2 separate regions of the Homo sapiens genome follow, and region 2 is linked to region 1. Evidence: chromatin contacts called from ENCODE Hi-C or POLR2A ChIA-PET data. All regions are on one chromosome and are shown on one strand. The core of a region is the stretch at or near the end of the contact, and the rest is flanking DNA. Distances in the headings are between cores, read along the strand shown.

Region 1 (4,072 bases), core at 1,241-3,740:
GCAACATCCTCCTCCGGGGTTCAAGAGATTCTCCTCTCTCAGCCTCCCGAGCAGCTGGGACTACAGGCACGAGCCACCTGGTTAATTTTTCTATTTTTAGTAGAGCCGGGGTTTCACTATGTTGACCAGACTGGTCTCGAACTCCTGACCTCAAGTGACCCACCCACCTCGGCTTCCCAAAGTGCTGGGATTACAGGAGTGAGCCACTGCGCCTGGCCTTGTATATTTAGTTTAGAACAATGCCTGGCACACAGTAAGAAAACAAAAAATGTTACCTACAAAAAAGAAAAAGGAATCCTACCTCTGAGTGCAGTCTCACCTGAATTCTTTCCCTCCCACCCCCACCTCTGGGTTTGTTAAGTCATTCTCCCCTCCCACAGGATCTGCACCACTGTTCCTCCTTTATCACACTCACTTGTCACACAAGTTTTTAACCTTTGGGCAGCTATAAATTCCTTTGACAATCTAAGGAAAGCTACACCATCCCCAGGAAAACACACATATGCACGCACACACACACTCTTAGGTACAATTCTGGGGTGCCTATAGAACTCTAACACTAACCTGCCTTTTTAGATCCCTGAGTTAAATGGACATTAATGTCAAAGACTCCTTATTCCTTTGGAGCAGCAAACCTCAACAGGTCACAGGAGATTCCCAGAGCAGATCCTTACTGCAAGGATCAGAGTCCAAACGAGGCTTCACCAATCTGAGCTCATCTGAGATGCAAATTGCATTTCTCCCAGGCGGGGAGAGGACTCTCATTGTTCCTTCCTGACTGCATTTTTAGAGCTGACCCTTCACCCTCATGGGGGAAGGGCGCTACAGGGATGAGGGCAGGGAGGAGGCCGGTTACCAAATGAAAGAATGGGGCTGCTGGAGATTCTAAGATCATTTATTTATAAACTTCTGCAGCCCTGCTAACATCCATGCTTGTGATTTACCTCACCTCTGTCTCCCAGTTGGTAATCAACAAACCCGTACTACCAAAATGACCTATGCTTCTGTCTTCTGCCGCAGGAGAGGGTGATAACACGGGAGGCTGCTCTCCCACCCCACCCTTTGAGAAAAAGAGGAAGACTGGCCAGTATAAACGTGGCAAATAGCCCTGTCACTTCCCATAAGTTCTGTAATCTCCGTGAGCTTCCATTTTGCCTTTAGAGTGGGAATAATAAAACAGACCTCATACTTTTGTGTGAAAGCGAGGGAACTGCAAATCTCCTGCCCCTAGTAGCACTAATAATTGTTAGCTGCTGCTTCTTAATATTACATAGCACCTGGAAGGATGACGGGCCTGCTTGCTAAAGCTGGCTGTGAGTTTGGGGTCGGCTTGAGGAGAAGAGCAGAGTGCAGGGAGCTTCCTGGAACAGGGCCTGTCTGTCTTATACTTTCACTCTAGACAGCCCTTTCCCGTTTTGGTGTTCAGGAAATATGCCCCAGATCTTCAAGGGCTTCACCGTCCCTTCCCTTTAACTAGGATTCAGATGCCCTCATCTACAGACGGTTCCGTCATAAGGCCAAAAATGATTGGATTCAAAGGATCTGAAAGATTGGTCCAGCCCTTTCTTTATTCTGATTAGAAACAGTCCCAGAGGTGACGTGATTTGCCCAAAGTAGCGCAACTTCCTGGAACGAGAAACCAATCCTAAGATTTCCATGTCGGCGTTCTTTCCGCGGTGATCGGGTTACCTCCCAGACATAGGATTTACTTTTGAAAGAAAAGGAGCGGTCACACGGGAGAGGCATTGAAGGAAAAATTATTTGAATTTGGCAACTGCTTGTGGTGGGGGGATGAGAGGTGGAGGGTGATAAAGCGCCCCCTCACACTCACACACAAATAATGTGAACAATTTTAAATTGCTTTACTTTAGGAGATCATGGATTTTCCAGGGGGGCTGAGAACTTACCTGTTTACCCAGCCAAGTTAACAATACTCTGCATTGTTTACCTAACGCAGAGTAGGTACTGAAGAACTATTTGTCGCACGGATGACTGCATGACCGGATGCATCCCATTCCATCATAGAGTCAGATGAGGATTTGCAGAGCCAAGCCCCACCTGGGAGGCATGTTAAGTCCTTTCCAGTTCTTCTCAATTATGGCTCTGCAGTGAGTATCTTTTGTTCATAAATTCTTGACTGCACATCTTGATTATCTCCTCAGGATATTTTCCTAGAAGTGGGATTACTGGATTGAAGGGGATGCACATATTTAAGATTCTTGATTCCGAACCCCTCCAGCAGTATAAAAATGAGTCCGCTTCCCAGCAAGCTGGCCCAAACAGGCTATTATCAGGCTTAATTTTTATTTTTTATTTTTGTGCCCTCCTAATAGAACAAAAATCGCATCTCGTTTGGTTTGCATCTCTTTGGGGACTAATTAGATCGAGATTGAACTAGTTTTGAAGAAACACTCTAAGGAGTCCAGAGAAATCCTGTGTGGGGCAGGAGATCCATGAAAGGAGGCACATCCCGCCCACTGAGGTGAAACCAAAGGGCTTCTATTGTTTGGTGTGATTTAACCTTAAGATGGAAACATCTGAGCCTTGCTAGAGAGGCTTCCCCGGAACAACGGCTGGGGGTGGGGAGCTGTGACTTATCAGCTTCCCTATGTTTATTTTCATTTCCTGATGGAGAGTAAATCTTATAAACAAATGAAAAACCTGTGGACTTATCTTTAAAGACTACAAGGAAAAGGGGAACTGGGCAAACTATTGCAACTCAAAGTCGTGGAAAGGCAGGAGGGGGAGTGGGGAATTTAGAAAGATATTTCCAAGAGATGGCAGATAGGTCCCTGGGGGCCTGTGGCCAGCCTGGAGAGGGAGAGACCAAGCCAGAGGCTGTGGAAAGCTCTAGAGACTTTGTACTAGAAAGGCTGCTGTTGGTGGCAGAGCTTACATGGCCAGGGATCCCGGAGGACCTGGAAGGGGTTTTAATGGACTTTTGAGAATCAAAGTGAACTGCCAGGGACAAACAAGAGTGGCGAGGAAATGGAAGCAGTCATACCACTCAGGCTGGAAAATCGCTCTAGGAATGGCAAGAAGGTAGGTGTGGCGTTTTCCAAGAGAAGAGGGTGATGGTCAGCTGGGAGCTTTCCTTGACTATGAAACAAGGAAGACTTCTCCCCCATCCAGAGCCAGGAGCTGTCCCTGCTCTTCACTTAAGCACTGGGTTCTTTTACAAACCGTACCCAGGAGGATGACTGATTTACAAATGTTTATAGACAATTTTATTTACTAATCTAGCTCTCACTCTCAACTAAATTTATAATCCTAATTATAGTCATCAGCATTTTCTTGATAACAAACCTACAGGATTTTTTTTTTTTTTTTTTGAGACAGAATTTCGCTCTTGTTGCCCAGGCTGGAATGCAGTGGTACAATCTCAGCTCACCGCAACCTCCATCTCCTGGGTTCAAGTGATTCTCCTGCCTCAGCTTCCCGAGTAGCTGGGATTACAGGCATGCGCCACCACACCTGGCTAATTTTGTATTTTTAGTAGAGAAGGGATTTCTCCATATTGGTCAAGCTGGTCTCGAACTCCTGACCTCAGGTGATCCGCCTGCCTCGGTCTCCCAAAGTGCTGGGATTGAGCCACTGTACCCGGCCTACAGGATGTATTTTATAGTTGTTTTTTAAAACTTTGTGGAGAGTTTATTTTCTTGATTGCTTTAAGTTCCCTATTAAAGTCTTAAATTTAACAATTGGCTTCTAACAGTTTAGTAATCTATGAATATTTTGTACCGCTTTATTTATTCTAAAAGGGCTTAAAGTCAAAGAAAAATGAGTATTTCTTTTTTTTTTTTTGAGACGGAGTTTTGCTCTTGTTTTCTGTTTTGTTTTGTTTTTGAGATGGAGTCTCGCTCTGTCACCCAGGCTAGAGTGCAGTGGTGCGATCTCAGCTCACTGCAACCTCCGCCTCCCGGGTTCAAGCAATTTTCCTGCCTCAGCCTCCCAAGTAGCTGGGATTACAGGCATGTGCCACCATGACCGGCTAATTTTGTATTTTTAGTAGAGATGGGGTTTCACCGTGTTGGTCAGGCTGGTCTCGAACTCCTGACCTCAGGTGATCCGC
Region 2 (4,559 bases), core at 1,671-4,170, 220 kb before region 1:
CCACTGCACCCGGCCAATTCTTCTTATATTTTACTAATTATTATTTTATTGATTTTTTTTTTTTTTTTTTTTTTTTAGTAGAGACGGAGTTTCACCATGTTGGCCAGGCTTGTCTCAAACTCCTGACCTCAAGTGAGCCTCTCGCCTTGGCCTCCGAAAGGACTGGGATTACAGGCTTGAGCCACTGCACCCGGCCTCATTTTATTTTTATAGAGACAGGGTCTCTCACTATTTTGCCCAGGTTGGTCTTGAATTCCTGGACTCAAATGCTCCTCCTGCCTTGGCCTCTCAAAGTGCTGGGATTACAGGCCTGAGCCACCATGGCCAGCCTCTTTCATTTCAAAATTGAAGAAAGAAAGTGAAGATACAAGCTACATTAAATGATGGTATGCACGCACATGTATCTTCTAGGAAGAACATTATTCAGTCAAATAATCGAGGTTCTCTCAGGCAACCTCTCTGGAAGGTTTGCTTGTATGTCTAGTGGTAGATGCCCCAAATCCCCAAAGAAGAAAGCAGGGAGTGGTGTGGAAGGGGTTGCCATGTGGAGATGAATTGCATTCAGTTTTCTATCTTTTAAGTTTTATTTTTACTTACATGGCCGGGCACAGTGGCTTATTATGCCTGTAATCCTAGCACATTTGGGGGCCAAGGCGGGAGGATCACTTGAACCCAGGAGTTTGAGAGCAGCCTGGTCAATACAGTGAGACCCTGTCTCTTAAAAAATTATTTTTTAAATAAATAAATGTTATTTTTTTACTTAGATGGAGACAGAGTCTCCCTCTATTGCCCAGGCTGGTCTTGAACTCCTGGTCTCATGTGATCTTCCTACCTGGGCTTCCCAAAGTGTTGAGTAAATTACAGGTGTGAGCCACTGAGCCCAGCCAGTTTTCTTTCAAAGGAAAAAGAACTGGTTGTCGAGTTCCTTCCGAGAAGGCAAAAGACAGCTGAGCAGGGCAAGAAAGCCGTGCCTTTGGGAGGAGCAGAGTTCATGGTCTAATTCCTGTTGCTTTAGCCTCCGATTGTTACTTGCGGGGAGAGCCGATAACATCGGATGGGTACAGGGCTGCGGAACTGGAGCGCCTTGGCTATTTACACTGACCTGGAAAATGTCAGGATAAATGACAGAAGGCGGGGGTTGGTGACTGCACTCCTTCTAGAAGTCTCAACGCTTTGTGGGTATTGAGTTGTGTTTTTTCCCCCTCACGGTTGACTTGTCACTAAGTCACTAAGGATGGCCTGTAAATGGGGTGACGGCTGGGGGAAGGGAGGACCTTAAAGTGAGACAGGCACCCCCACACAGGTCACAGTTTAAAAGACGATGGTTCAGACCGTTATGCGAAATGATCTCAGAGCGGCTGTTCACCTTCCCCAAAGCTGCATTAAAAGAAATAAGGATGGGTGACAACCCCTTTAGAAGACAGACCCCCACACTGAGGCTAGCCCTCTTATCGGCTGGCCAGGGCGAGGAGGGGTGTGTGCAGGGTCGCCCTCGATGCCGCAGCCGGGGCCAGTGGGCACGAATGCGGCCCCACGCCAGGCTTGGCCTCCGAACCCGCTAGGCGCGCGCGCACGGTAGAAGCGCGCGCCTCCGTCCCTCGCGAGCGCGCCCCCCACCCCTCTCCGTCGCACGCGCCGAGCCCCGGCGCCCCCGCCCGCCCCGCGCTCCCACAGCCCGAGCGCCGCTCAGCTGACCCGCGGGCGCCAGACGCGGCGGCTCTCAGCTCGCGAGCGCAGCTGCGGCTGCGAGGGCCTCTCAGGCCGACACTCCCCCCGCGCCCCTCCCCCACCCGGCCGGGCTCCGGACCCGCCGCGCGCGAGCCCGCGGCCGCTTCCCCCGCGCCGAGCGAGGAGGCAGGCTGCGGCGGCGAGAGGCGGCTGCGCGGCCATGGGCGCGCCAGTGTCGCCCTAGGGCGGGCGCACAGACCACAGCCGGAGCGGTGGTGGCAGCCTCCGCAGAAAGCCTTCCCGGGCGGCGGCGGCGGCGGCCCCTGGAGCAGCGCGGCCGGGATGAGCGGGAGCTGCGCGGCGCCCGGCCCGGGCTCGGGCTCCTCCCCGGCCGCCTGCCGCTTCGCGCACTACTTCGTGCTGTGCGGGATCGACGCGGACAGCGGGCTGGAGCCTGACGAGCTGGCGGGTAAGGCCAGGGCTGCGGCGGCGCTGAGCCCCCTCAGGGGCGCGGGGGACGCTGTGGGGACGCGCGGGAGGCGGGGTGCAGGCTCCAGACAAAGTCAGCTCCCGGTGGCGCCCTCCCGCCGCTTTCTGGCCGAACTGGCGCTCGGGCGCGATTTAATGACATTGTTATTTATTCCGCGTGCGGGCTTTGCGGCTGCGCCCACCGGGGCTTTCGCCTCCAGGCGCTGGGTTATTAATAACAGGCGCGGGGGTGGCCCCAAGGGCACGGACCCCGCCTGGCGCGCCGGCCCCTTCGCTTGCAGCCGCACTCGGAGGCGGCCGGTGAGTCACCGGGCGCGCGGGCTGCCCCCCGACCGCCGTGCCTGCCTCCCACCCGCCAGCCACCCGGCCCCGGCCGCGAAGTTTCGGCCCCGCACGTGACGCGGCTTTCGGGCCTCTTCGGGAGACGGGGAGTCGGACTCAGCTCGGCTCCCGCCGGGGTAGCGTCCGCGGAGGAGCCGGTGGCCGTGCGGAGCGAGCGCGGGGCGGGGACCGGTCGGACTCTGCCCTCTGCGCCGCCTGCCGCTCTGCGGTGCCGGCCAAGTCACCTTTTGGAATCCTGTGGATTTGGCCGCGTCTGGGAGCTGGCAGGGACCTTTGGACGCTCGGGACCCAGCACCGCGCTTTGTTGACACTGCCTACACTGTTCCCGAGTTTAAATTCAGTTGGGTGCACCGTGTGTTAGTGCCTGGTTTTCCCGGAGGGGTACCGGTCCTTCCGCTTGACTCATTTGATGGCGCAGTGCGGGGCTGTGCTGGGCAAACGACGCCGTTAAAAGGGGCCGCTAAAGGGCGATGGGCGGGGGCAGGGCAGCGGAGTGCGCAGTGTCGAGAGGAGGCCGGGGAGAAACAACTGATTTCATTTTTCACGCCTGTTCCTTTCTGCTTGCCTCCGCGGGATCTGAATCTTGATTTGTTGTTGTTGTTAAATGGGTGAGAGAAGTGACATCTACCGCCTGAACTTTGTGTTAAAGACTTAGGTCATAGCCTTTCAGAACAACTTCCTTTGGACAAATAATTCCTTATTGATTGCACTAACGTAAATTTTTCGCTTTTCCTTTGGTGGGGGTGGGGAGACTGGGAAGAATATATTAAATAATAAACAATAGTAAACAAAACTGTTCAGCCTTAAAATACAGTCCCCATCAACCCACGTCTTGGCTATCTTCTTCTTAACTCAGCTTCAGAGCAAAACATTTTCTTTTTTTCATATTCTTCGGAGGTAGAAACACAAAACATTTTCAACAAAAACTGTAAGTCTAGTTTTAGTTAAAAAAAAATTTGGAGAGATAATAGAATACCAAGTTTTTCCGTATGTGTAATTATGTAATCACATTGTTTCTTCAACTAAGATTTCATGTACATGTTAAGAATGGCTTTGTTAAAGGATATGAAGAAAAAATGTCTGCAGAGAGATTTGGAGAGATTCTTCTCGAGATTGGTGAAGGAATATTGTTATTTTTCTAGACTCCTTTCTTCCCTAAAGATCCTAAACATTTGTGGCACCAGGGTCACTTGGAGGCCTTCTGTCAGTGATGACTAATGAAAGGAAAAAAGCCTGTATTTTTCTTTTCCGTTTGCCTACTGAAGCTAAAACTGTACCTTTTAGGTGTGACCTAGGACTCTTTAGGCACAGAGAGAATGATGTTAACAAAACCATCAATTAGACTTTAATGCATTTTTAAGAAACAAACTATGATGTCTCTTTTTGCAAAACTGTGTGAGTGTGGGTGATTGGGATTTCTGCTTCTCATAATATTTAATGTATTCAGGTAATAATGTATTTTGCCTTGTAATATTTCAGTATCATTCATCCAACAGTTTTGAAAGCATCTATCTGTAGTCGGTTTTTTAGGCACTGGGGACAGCTGTGAAGAAAGCAGTCAGAAATCCCTGCCATCATGGAGCATACGTTCTAGTGTAAAGAGATAATGAAAATACAATCATCTCTCCGTAACCATGGGGGATGGATTCTAGAGTGTCCCCCACACCAAAATCCTCGGATGCTGAAGTCTCTTATAATAAAATGTTGTAGCATTTGTATATAACCTATGAACATTTTCCTGTACACTTTGTCATCTCTAGATTACTTACAATACCTGTTACGTTGTAATGTTATGTAAATAGTTGTTATACTGTATTGTTTAGGGAATAATGACAAGAAAAGAAGTCTGTACATGTTCAGTACAGATGCAACCATTGTAGGCCTAACTACATTTTCAATCTGTGCTTGGTTGAATCTGTGGATGCGGAGTCCACGTGAAGTGCCGACTGTATATAGTTCTCCAGATGTTAATAAGTGCTATGAGGAAAAATAAAGCAGGGGAGTGGATTTAGGGACATGCCAGCAGAGTGGTGGGATGGTGGGGTTGTGATTTTAAATAA

Evidence for each region. Hi-C counts contacts between places; a loop is a spot of excess contacts on that map. ChIA-PET counts read pairs that join two places held with the same protein, here RNA polymerase II (POLR2A). Pooled maps may share reads with other maps.
Region 2: a loop to region 1 is called in a pooled map, with 2.3 times the contacts of the local background. The contact joins the promoter of DENND5B-AS1 here to the promoter of LINC02387 in region 1. A Hi-C loop is called at or near these places in 4 of 50 pooled maps. POLR2A ChIA-PET finds 5 or more read pairs at or near these places in 8 of 52 experiments (Caco-2, HEK293T, HepG2 and 3 more).

Annotation. Positions count from the first base shown.
Region 1 is chr12:31,367,719-31,371,790 of GRCh38, reverse strand. LINC02387 (long intergenic non-protein coding RNA 2387) reads left to right here and starts at 2,490. Exons shown (of 2, transcript NR_146469.1): 1 at 2,490-3,042. RefSeq lists enhancers at 233-841, 842-1,449.
Region 2 is chr12:31,588,284-31,592,842 of GRCh38, reverse strand. DENND5B-AS1 (DENND5B antisense RNA 1) reads right to left here and starts at 2,920. Exons shown (of 3, transcript NR_046909.1): 1 at 2,724-2,920. It overlaps DENND5B (DENN domain containing 5B), which reads left to right and starts at 1,707. Exons shown (of 21, transcript NM_144973.4): 1 at 1,707-2,137. The coding sequence starts at 2,011. RefSeq lists enhancers at 897-1,126, 3,107-3,186 and silencers at 1,557-1,846, 1,917-2,186, 2,337-2,676.